Regions from separate parts of the Homo sapiens genome. Here region 2 is linked to region 1. Evidence: read pairs that join two places in POLR2A ChIA-PET (ENCODE). Cell type or tissue: B cell. All regions are shown on one strand. Links, peaks and the distances in the headings refer to the core of each region. The heading gives the core; the rest is flanking DNA.

Evidence for each region. ChIA-PET counts read pairs that join two places held together with the same protein. Peaks named below come from ENCODE experiments on the same cell type or tissue, not always from the same donor. Only the 100,000 strongest peaks of a DNase experiment are listed, where the experiment ranks them.
Region 2: POLR2A ChIA-PET joins it to region 1 with 8 read pairs; 3 of 35 experiments call an interaction of 5 or more read pairs at or near these places.

What each region holds. Positions count from the first base shown.
Region 1 is chr19:38,393,347-38,397,684 of GRCh38, forward strand. It overlaps SPRED3 (sprouty related EVH1 domain containing 3), which reads left to right. Exons shown (of 6, transcript NM_001394336.1): 5 at 1,297-1,440; 6 at 2,134-4,338. The coding sequence ends at 2,799. Among named protein-coding and RNA genes, the nearest start is that of SPRED3, 6.8 kb to the left of the region's middle. In B cell, for the core only: no CTCF peak of the experiment used is centred there; DNase peaks (open chromatin) are centred at 1,355, 2,117, 2,215 and 2,585; H3K4me3 peaks cover 1,759 bases; H3K27me3 peaks cover 2,456 bases.
Region 2 is chr19:38,058,367-38,062,748 of GRCh38, forward strand. The region is part of intron 2 of SIPA1L3 (signal induced proliferation associated 1 like 3); the gene reads left to right. Among named protein-coding and RNA genes, the nearest start is that of SNORD152, 100 kb to the right of the region's middle. In B cell, for the core only: no CTCF peak of the experiment used is centred there; a DNase peak (open chromatin) is centred at 1,745; H3K4me3 peaks cover 366 bases; H3K27ac peaks cover 3,750 bases.

The DNA.
Region 1 (4,338 bases), core at 339-4,338:
TTTTTTTTTTTTTTTTTTTGAGACGGAATCTTGCACTGTTGCCCAGGCTGGAGTGCAGGGGCACGATCTTGGCTCACTGCAACCTCCACCTCCCAGGTTCAAGGGATTCTTCTGCCTCAGTCTCCCAAACAGCTGGGATTACAGGCACCCAGCTATTTTTTTTGTATTTTTAGTAGAGACGGGATTTCACTATGTTGGTCAGGCTGATCTCAAACTCCTGACCTTGTGATCTGCCCGCTTTGGCCTCCCAAATTGCTGGGATTACAGGTGTATTTCCCGGCCTATTTTCTTATCTATTAGTTTACGGTCTATCTCCCATGCTAGAATGTCAGCTCCAGGCCGGCAAGGATCTTTTGTTCGTTTCTTGCTGTGTCTCCAATGCCTGAAACAGTGCCTGGCACACAGTAAGTGTTTAGTAAATATGTGTTGAATAAACGGAATGAATGAATGCACATAATATCGGGTGCAATTTGGCACTTGCTGGAAACCTTGGGAGTTGCCTAAAACACCTGGAGGAACAAAACTGATTCCCTGGGCAGAAAAGGGGAGGGTTCCAGGGTCATGGGAGATGAAGTGGGGCCACAACAGTTGCAGACAGTTCCCATCCATGGAGCACTTACCCGGGAAAGATGCTCTGCTGTCCAGGCCCCCTCTGGAATCTGCACAGTGGTCTTCGTGAGTCTGGCACGTCGTGGGTGCTCAATGAATGTCTATTGAAGGCAGTGTGCAGATAAGGTAGGAGTTATGTCCAAGTGGCAGAAAGGAAGCTAAGGGTCTGAGAAGTCGTTTCAGCTAGTTTCAGAACAGAGGCTGGTTTGCATGGGAAGGGGAGCACTCGGAGTGGGCGGGACTGCCCCAATAACAGTGTGGGGCTGGGAGTGAGAGAGGAAGGCAGCTGGCTGCCCAGGGGAGAGGGATTCTGAGAAGCGGGAAGACGATTAGATGTTCCTCAGGTTTGGCGAGCTGATTAGATCAGGAGAAGAGTCCCACAAAAATAACAATAACCATTTCCAGCTCTCCCAGTACTTCAGGCATATGCTGTGCCCTTGACAGTGGCCCTAACCGCATCCTTATGAATAGGTACTCTTAGGATCCCCGTTTTACAGAGGAGGAAACTGAGGCTCAAAGAGGTGAGCTCACTTGCCGGAGGTCACACAACCAGTCAGTGACAGAGCCGGGGTTTGAACCCAGGCCTTCCTGGCCGCAGAGCCCTCGCTCTCAATGGGAGGGGGTCTATGTGAGGGCATCGGCTGTGCGGGGGCGTGTCCCCGCGCTGAGGCCGCCAATCTCCTCCAGTCCCACGTGGACAGCGACTCCTCCTCCAGTCACAGCCGCCAGGAGACTCCTCCCAGCGCCGCTGCGGCCCCCATCATCACGATGGAGTCAGCTTCAGGCTTCGGGCCGACCACGCCCCCCCAGCGCCGCCGCTCCTCCGCTCAGGTGCGACCTGGGAGCCTGGGGCTCCTGGGGGAATGGGGCGGTGCACTCGGGGCCCGAAGGGAGCGGGAGCCATGGCCCGGGGAGGTGGGGAACACAGATTCCAGGGGATGGCTGACCTGATAACTGGGCCGGACTGGGAGAAAGCGGCGGGGAAATAGGGAGAGGCTTGGAGGCCTGGGTTTCTAGGAGGCTTGGGTGCGGGCCTCCCGAGTCTCCTTGCGCTCTTGGAGATTTTGAGGGGTTTCGAAGTCCAGAGAGGTTTAGGACCATTTTCAGAGTGTATATTTGGGGAACTCCTGGAAGAGGACTGTTAAATTCACGGGGAGGGTGGGAGAGTCGGTACCCAGAAGGGTAAAAGAGGCCCAGGAACCAAACTCCTGCGCCTTTAAGGAGGAGGTGGCTGGGTCCAGAACCCCTGGATCTCAAGGTAGAGGGGGCTGGGAGCTGGGGCTCTTGGATCTTAAGAGAGGACAGGACTAGGAACCTTCGGCCTCTGGGTCCTTAAAGGTGTGGGGTTGGTGCGTGGATTCCTCTGTCTGTCCCTGGAGAAAAGTGGGGATTGAGGGACCTTGGGAGAGAAGCAAGCTGGGGTCTTGAAAATCTGAATCCCAGACCCAAGAGTGCGCTAGGGAACTGGATCCTTGAGGCTAAGACTGGGATGGATTCTGATCTGTTTGTCCCTTCGTTCCGCAGAGCTACCCTCCGCTTCTACCGTTCACGGGGATTCCGGAACCCTCAGAGCCCCTGGCAGGGGCAGGGGGCCTGGGGTGGGGCGGCCGCGGCTACGAGGATTACCGGCGCTCCGGGCCACCCGCGCCCCTCGCCCTGTCCACCTGCGTCGTGCGCTTCGCCAAGACCGGCGCGTTGAGGGGCGCTGCCCTGGGTCCCCCAGCGGCACTACCTGCCCCTTTGACCGAGGCTGCGCCCCCAGCGCCCCCCGCTCGCCCACCCCCCGGCCCGGGCCCATCCTCTGCGCCTGCCAAGGCCTCCCCGGAAGCGGAGGAGGCAGCGCGCTGCGTGCATTGCCGCGCGCTCTTCCGTCGCAGAGCAGACGGGCGTGGCGGCCGCTGCGCAGAGGCCCCGGACCCGGGTCGCCTCCTGGTGCGCCGTCTAAGCTGCCTGTGGTGCGCCGAGAGCTTGCTCTACCACTGCCTGTCGGACGCCGAGGGCGACTTCTCGGACCCGTGCGCCTGCGAGCCGGGCCACCCGCGCCCCGCCGCGCGCTGGGCCGCGCTGGCCGCGCTCTCCCTGGCAGTGCCCTGCCTCTGCTGCTACGCGCCCCTGCGCGCGTGCCACTGGGTCGCAGCGCGATGCGGCTGCGCCGGCTGCGGGGGTCGCCACGAGGAGGCTGCGCGGTGAGGACGGCCTGGTGGGTCCCCTAGCCGGCCCGAGGACCCAAAATTGAGGGTCCAGGACCCCGGACTCCGTTCGGACCTAAAACCCAAACCTAGGCACATCCGGAACTTGGAGCTTGAGTTTGGATTGAGAGATCTCAGACCTGGAACCTGGAACCCAAACCTAGGACTGAGAGACCCCAGCCCCAGCTTCATTGGGGTGTCTGTCTAAGAAGTCCCAGGCGTCCTGAGTTCTGGCGTTCCCCCACCCCCACACCCCACGAGGAGGCTCCAGGCGTCCCCATACTTTGCATCTCAGAAAGGCCAGGGAGCACATAGATCCCGAAAAGGGCAGGTCCCTGTTGAAATGAACAACCTAGAACCCGGTCACGCCTGGCACCATGTCCCTCAGATTACAGCCCCACAATTAGTCAGGACTTGCCCATAACTGGCTCTGCCTTTATTCAACTCCCAGATCAGATCTTGAGACCATAGGACCTGGAGTCACCCACAAACAGTTCCTGAATATTCACCTAAGACCTGGTGCCCCCACATCTGAGACATTCTCATAGTCCCAGGACCCCTGAGACAGCAGGACCCCTGAGAAAGTTTCAAACAGAGTTTGAAACTCTGTTATGCTCTGGAATCTCCAGATGCTGCCCCTCAAATCTACCCACGACTTAGTGCCCACAGACCTGGCCTCCAGTCCGGGAACACTGAAGTCTAAGATGTCCAGGGAACTCCCAGACACCCTGGGACCCCAGACTCTTAAGATGCACTGAGTGCTCGGATATACTGAAACACGAGCTGTTCTCTTACCAAAATGACTTGGGAGACCCATCCCAGAGCCCCCAAGATCCAGATATCAGACACCAAGATGCTCTGGAAGCCAGGGATCAAAGACCTCCATAGGTCCACCCACCCCCAAGCCAGGGTTCTCAGGAGCTTTGGATATCATTTATAGGACTCAGAGGTGCCTGGGGTCCTCAGATGTGCGACTGAAGGCCACCAACACCTCAGGACCCGAGATACTGGTCTCGAGTTCTCAAATAGCCCTCTCTTGCAGTCCCTCCTGGACCTGGATTTTGAGACCCCAAATGTCCTGGAATCTTCAGCTTCTTTCTACCCACAGATTCCCAACCCCTTAAGGGCTGGGAGTCCAGCTCCCAGAAGAGGGGATGCTCATGGTGACCCAGACCTCTGATGCCCTTGGCCCTCAGCCCTTGAGTGACCCTAAGGTACTTTAGGAGCACTGGATCCAATACCCCAAAGGTGCCACTGACCCCCAAATGCAAGGCTCAAGACCCTACAACATTGGGATTGTTCCTGATCCAAGACCTTCATCCCTCCATACCAGAGGCGTTCAGATTCGAGGTGCCCCAAGACCCCAGCACCCTCAGACCCCAGATTTCTTTGGATTCAAACCTCTCTAGTCTGATGAACCCCAAGTTGCCTCTACACCTGATTCCCCCATCCCCACTTGTCGGACCTCAGAGACCTGCTGCCCCTTGAATCCTGTCATCCATAGGCCCCTAAAACCCCAAGGTTCCAGCCTCTGGAATTC
Region 2 (4,382 bases), core at 101-4,100, 340 kb before region 1:
AACCCCCATTCCCACACACCTCTCCCCACTGGGAAGGAAGACAGGTGCCCCCCTGCATGTCTCAGGTGGGTAGAGGCGCCTCCCCTCTGTCCCCAGCTGTCACATATGGAGAGTTGTCCTGAAACTGCCTCTGTGAGGGTGCCCCGCTCTCCCTGACTCCCTCTGGGCTCGGAGGGAGTGCACATTCCCCCAGGCAGCCCGCAATGTTTGTGTTCATCCAGGCGAAGTGGCCCTGCAGGTTCTGGGAGTGGAAATCTCTTATAGGAGAGAGAAAGTGAATCTCAAGCTATGGCATGAGAGTGACTGGGGTGGCACAGAGGGTGATCAAACAGCTGAGTTTTTTGTTGTTTTGTTTTGTTTTTTAAGACAGAGTCTTGGCCAGGTGCGGTGGCTCACGCCTGTAATCCCAGCACTTTGGGTGGCTGAGGCAGGTGGATCACTTGAGGTCAGGAGTTCTAGAGCAGCCTGGCTGGCATGGTGAAACCCTGTCTCTACTAAAAATAGAAAATTAGCCAGGCGTGGTGGTGCATGCCTGTAATCCCAGCTTACTGGGGAGGCTGAGGCAGGAGAATCACTTGAAACCAGGAAGCAGAGGTTACAGTGAGCTGAGATCCCGCCACTGCACTCCAGCCTGGGTAACAAGAGTGAAACTCTGTCTCAAAAAAAAAAAAAAAAAAAAGACAAAGTCTTGCCCTGTCACCCAGGTTGGAGTGCAGTGGCACCATCATAGCTCAAGTGATCCTCCCGCCTCAGCTTCCTGAGTAGCTGAGTCTACAGGTGCATGTCACCATACTCAGCTCATTTTTTTTTTTTTTGGTAGAGATGGGGTCTCACTGTTGCCCAGGCTGGTTTCAAACTCCTGGGCTCAAGCTATGCTCACTGCCTCAGCCTCCCAAAGGGCTTGTATTACAGGTGTGAGCCACCATGCCCAGCAAACAGCTGAGATTTTTTTTTTTTTTTTTTTTTGAGACGGAGTCTCGCTCTGTTGCCCAGGCTGCACTATCTCGGCTCACTGCAGCCTCCACCTCCCAGGTTCAAGTGATTCTCCTGCCTCAACCTCCTGAGTAGCTGGGACTACAGGTGCCTGCCACCACGCCTAGCTAATTTTTGTATTTTTCATAGAGATGGGGTTTCACCATGTTAGCTGAGATTTTAAAATACATTTGTATACATTTTAAAGTTGCTTATGTCATACAAGAGTAAAATCTCACTGTTTAAAAATAACTCATGCAATACAAAAGACTTTAAAATTCTGTTATTGTGAAATGGAACATACATACAGACAAGCATGTAAAACGTGAATACACAGTTTACCGAAGAATTCCAAAGCAAGCACTCAGGTAACCCGGGTCCAGAAAGAGAACCTGCTGGCAGCCTGGAACCCCCATGGGCTCTGGCCACCAGAACCCTTTTTTTTTCCTTTTTTTTGAGACAGAGTCTCACTCTGTCACCCAGGCTGGAGTGCAGTAGTGCAATCTCCGGTCACTGCAGCCTCCGCCTCCAGGTTCAAGCAATTCTCCTGCCTCACCTCCCAAGTAGCTGGGATTACAGGCACCTGCCACAACACTTGGCTAATTTTTGTACTTTTAGTAGAGACGAGGTTTTGCCATGTTGGCCAGGCTGGTCTCGAACTTCTGAGCTCAGGTAACCCGCCCACCTCAGCCTCTCAGAGTGCTGGGATTACAGGCATGAGCCACCGCACGTGACCAGAACCCTCTTTCTAAAAGCAACTGCTCTCTGCACTTCACAGTCACCATTTCCTGGCATTGTGAAAGCTGTGTTCCCTAGATGAGCAACTCTAAATAACGTGGTTCCAGTTTACCTAGTTTTGAACTTTATATAAAAACAGTTGTGAACTGTATATGTTGTTCTGTCTGGCTTTTTCACTTAGTATCATGTCCGAGAGGTGCATTCTAGTTTGGAGTTAATGCATTTCTGGTCCTAAAGCCCATTTTCCTTGATAAACAGACAAGCTTTATGAGTTCTAATATTTGTACATTTTGTTTAATGAGTATTAGAAAAAAAATAAAACGAATCCAACATGGATATTCTTAAGGGTTTAGGCAGTGAGTTGGTTGAAAGGATCACGTTCAGTAAATAATAGTACAGGTGGGCTGCGGCTATGCCTGAGCAGAGGTGCGTGACTTTGGACAGTTTGGGAGCCCCAGTGGTGAGGACAGAATGAATGCACAGATGGCACACACCGTCGCTCCCCTCCCTGAGAAACCACTGTTACCTCTGGGCCTCTGCCTCCCAGATCTTTGCTCTGCAATGAGCTTGGTAGGTAGATAAAAGTATAAAATATGTAGCTTGAAAGATTTTTAAGTGCTAACTTTTTTTTTGAGACAGAGTTTCGCTCTTGTTGCCCAGGCTGGAGTGCAATGGCCTGATTTTGGCTCACCACAGCCTCTGCCTCCCGGGTTCAAGTGATTCTCCTGCCTCAGCCTCCCGAGTAGCTGGGATTACAGGGGTGTGCCACCACACCCAGCTAATTTTTGTATTTTTAGTAGAGACGGGATTTCATCATGTTGGCCAGGCTGGTCTGAAACTCCTGACCTCAGGTGATCTGCCCGCCTCAGCCTCCCAGAGTGCTGGGATTACAGGCGTGAGCCACCTCACCCAGCCTTAAGTACTAACTTCTTAAATGTGGGAGTATGCTTTTCTTCCGAATTAGTACTTCTTGGGGTTTCTAGGTTTGTTCTCTGATTAAAGTAACCAAATCCCTTGTAATATTGCACTTCAGGGTGGGGTAAGAATGGGCCAGGCAGACCCTGCCTGGAATACAGGGAACTCAGGGGCCAGGACAATGCGGCACATGCCAGTGACTCTTTTATTTAGCACATGGTTTGGTATCTGCCTCCTGATTTTTTTTTTCTTTTTAGAGATGGGGTCTCGCTATGTTGCCTAGGCTGGTCTTGAATTCCTGGCCTCAAGTCATCCGCCTGCCTCGACCTCCCAGCGTGCTGGGATTACAGGTGTGAGCCACCGTGCCCAGCCTTTCTTTTTCTTTCTTTTGTTTTCTATAATAATCTTGGCCAATTCCTTAGCTTCCCTCCCTCCCTGCAGATGTTGAGAACTTGGAATCTGGGAGGAGGTGACCAGAGGGGCCAGGCAGAAGCTGCCTGGGACACATCCTTAGTGGTGAGTTGACGTGGGGTTGTGACTCAGAAGCCAGAAATGTGCAGGGCCCTGGCCATCTGTGTGCACACGTGTGCAAGAGATATAGAGAAAAACAGAATGAGAGACAGACAAGGACAGGGCCGTGGAGAGACAGGTACAGGGATGCAGAGGGGTAGGGGGACAGGAGTACAGAGAGATGGAGCAGGGACAAGAAACATGGGACAGAGATGGGGCGGAGATGAAGAGAGATGGGAACAGGCCCCTGAGACATGAGACCTGTTGGCTGGTTAACTAGCTGGTTGGCTGTTTGGGTAATGGATTAGTTAACTGGTCGGTTGGTTATCTAGTTGGCTGGCTAATTGGTTATCTGGTTGGTTTGGGATTTTTGAGTTTTGTTTTTTTTTTTCATGGATTCAGAAAATACTAGTGGAAGATTCACCCTGTTGATGGCCCTGTTTTGGATGCTGGAGATAGACCAGTGAATGGTGGCTTGCTGGCATTTGGGTGTTGGATTGCTGCTCCCCACCCCTCACCCCGATGAGTGCACTGTGAGTGCAGGTGCTGTTGAAAGGATGTATCGCGTGCTTGCCATGTGCCCCTTAGTATGGGAGTGCCCTATGGGGATCATCTTGCTGGATCTACCAGCAGTCTCACGAGGTGGCACTTACCCCCTCTGGTACATATTAGGGCCAGAATTTGATCCTAGGCAATCTGGCTCCAAAGCATAAGCCTAATTTCTGCCTTAAGTCACCCAGGAGTGGAGTGCAGGCATTTATTAAGTGCCCCGGTGTTCATGGCTCTATCCCCAATCTTTAGAGATGACAGTGGTTTTAATGGCCATAGATTTGACCTGCCTGGGTTCAAGTCCCTCTTCTGCTTTCCCTCACTGGGTGCTCTTCAACAGGAACATGCTGCTCTGAGCCTCCCTGTTCCCTTCTGTAAAGTGGGGAGAACAGTAGGGCCTTCCTCCTCAGGATGCTGTGTGGGCTCAGTGGAGCCAGGTTTGAGGCCAGTCCTGAGTGGGGGCTGCCATTGCTATGTGCAGCTTAGGGAGCTTGACCACAGGGCAGGATGCCCACTTGGGCTCATGGTTCTGTAAATGCCAGTTTTTGCTCTCATTTTATTATTATTATTATTTTTTTTTTTGAGAAAGAGTCTCACTCTGTTGCCCAGGCTGTAGTGCAGTGGCACTACAGTGATCTCAGCGCACTGTAACTGCTGCCTCACGGGCTCAAGCGGTTCTCCTGCCTCAGCCTCCTGAG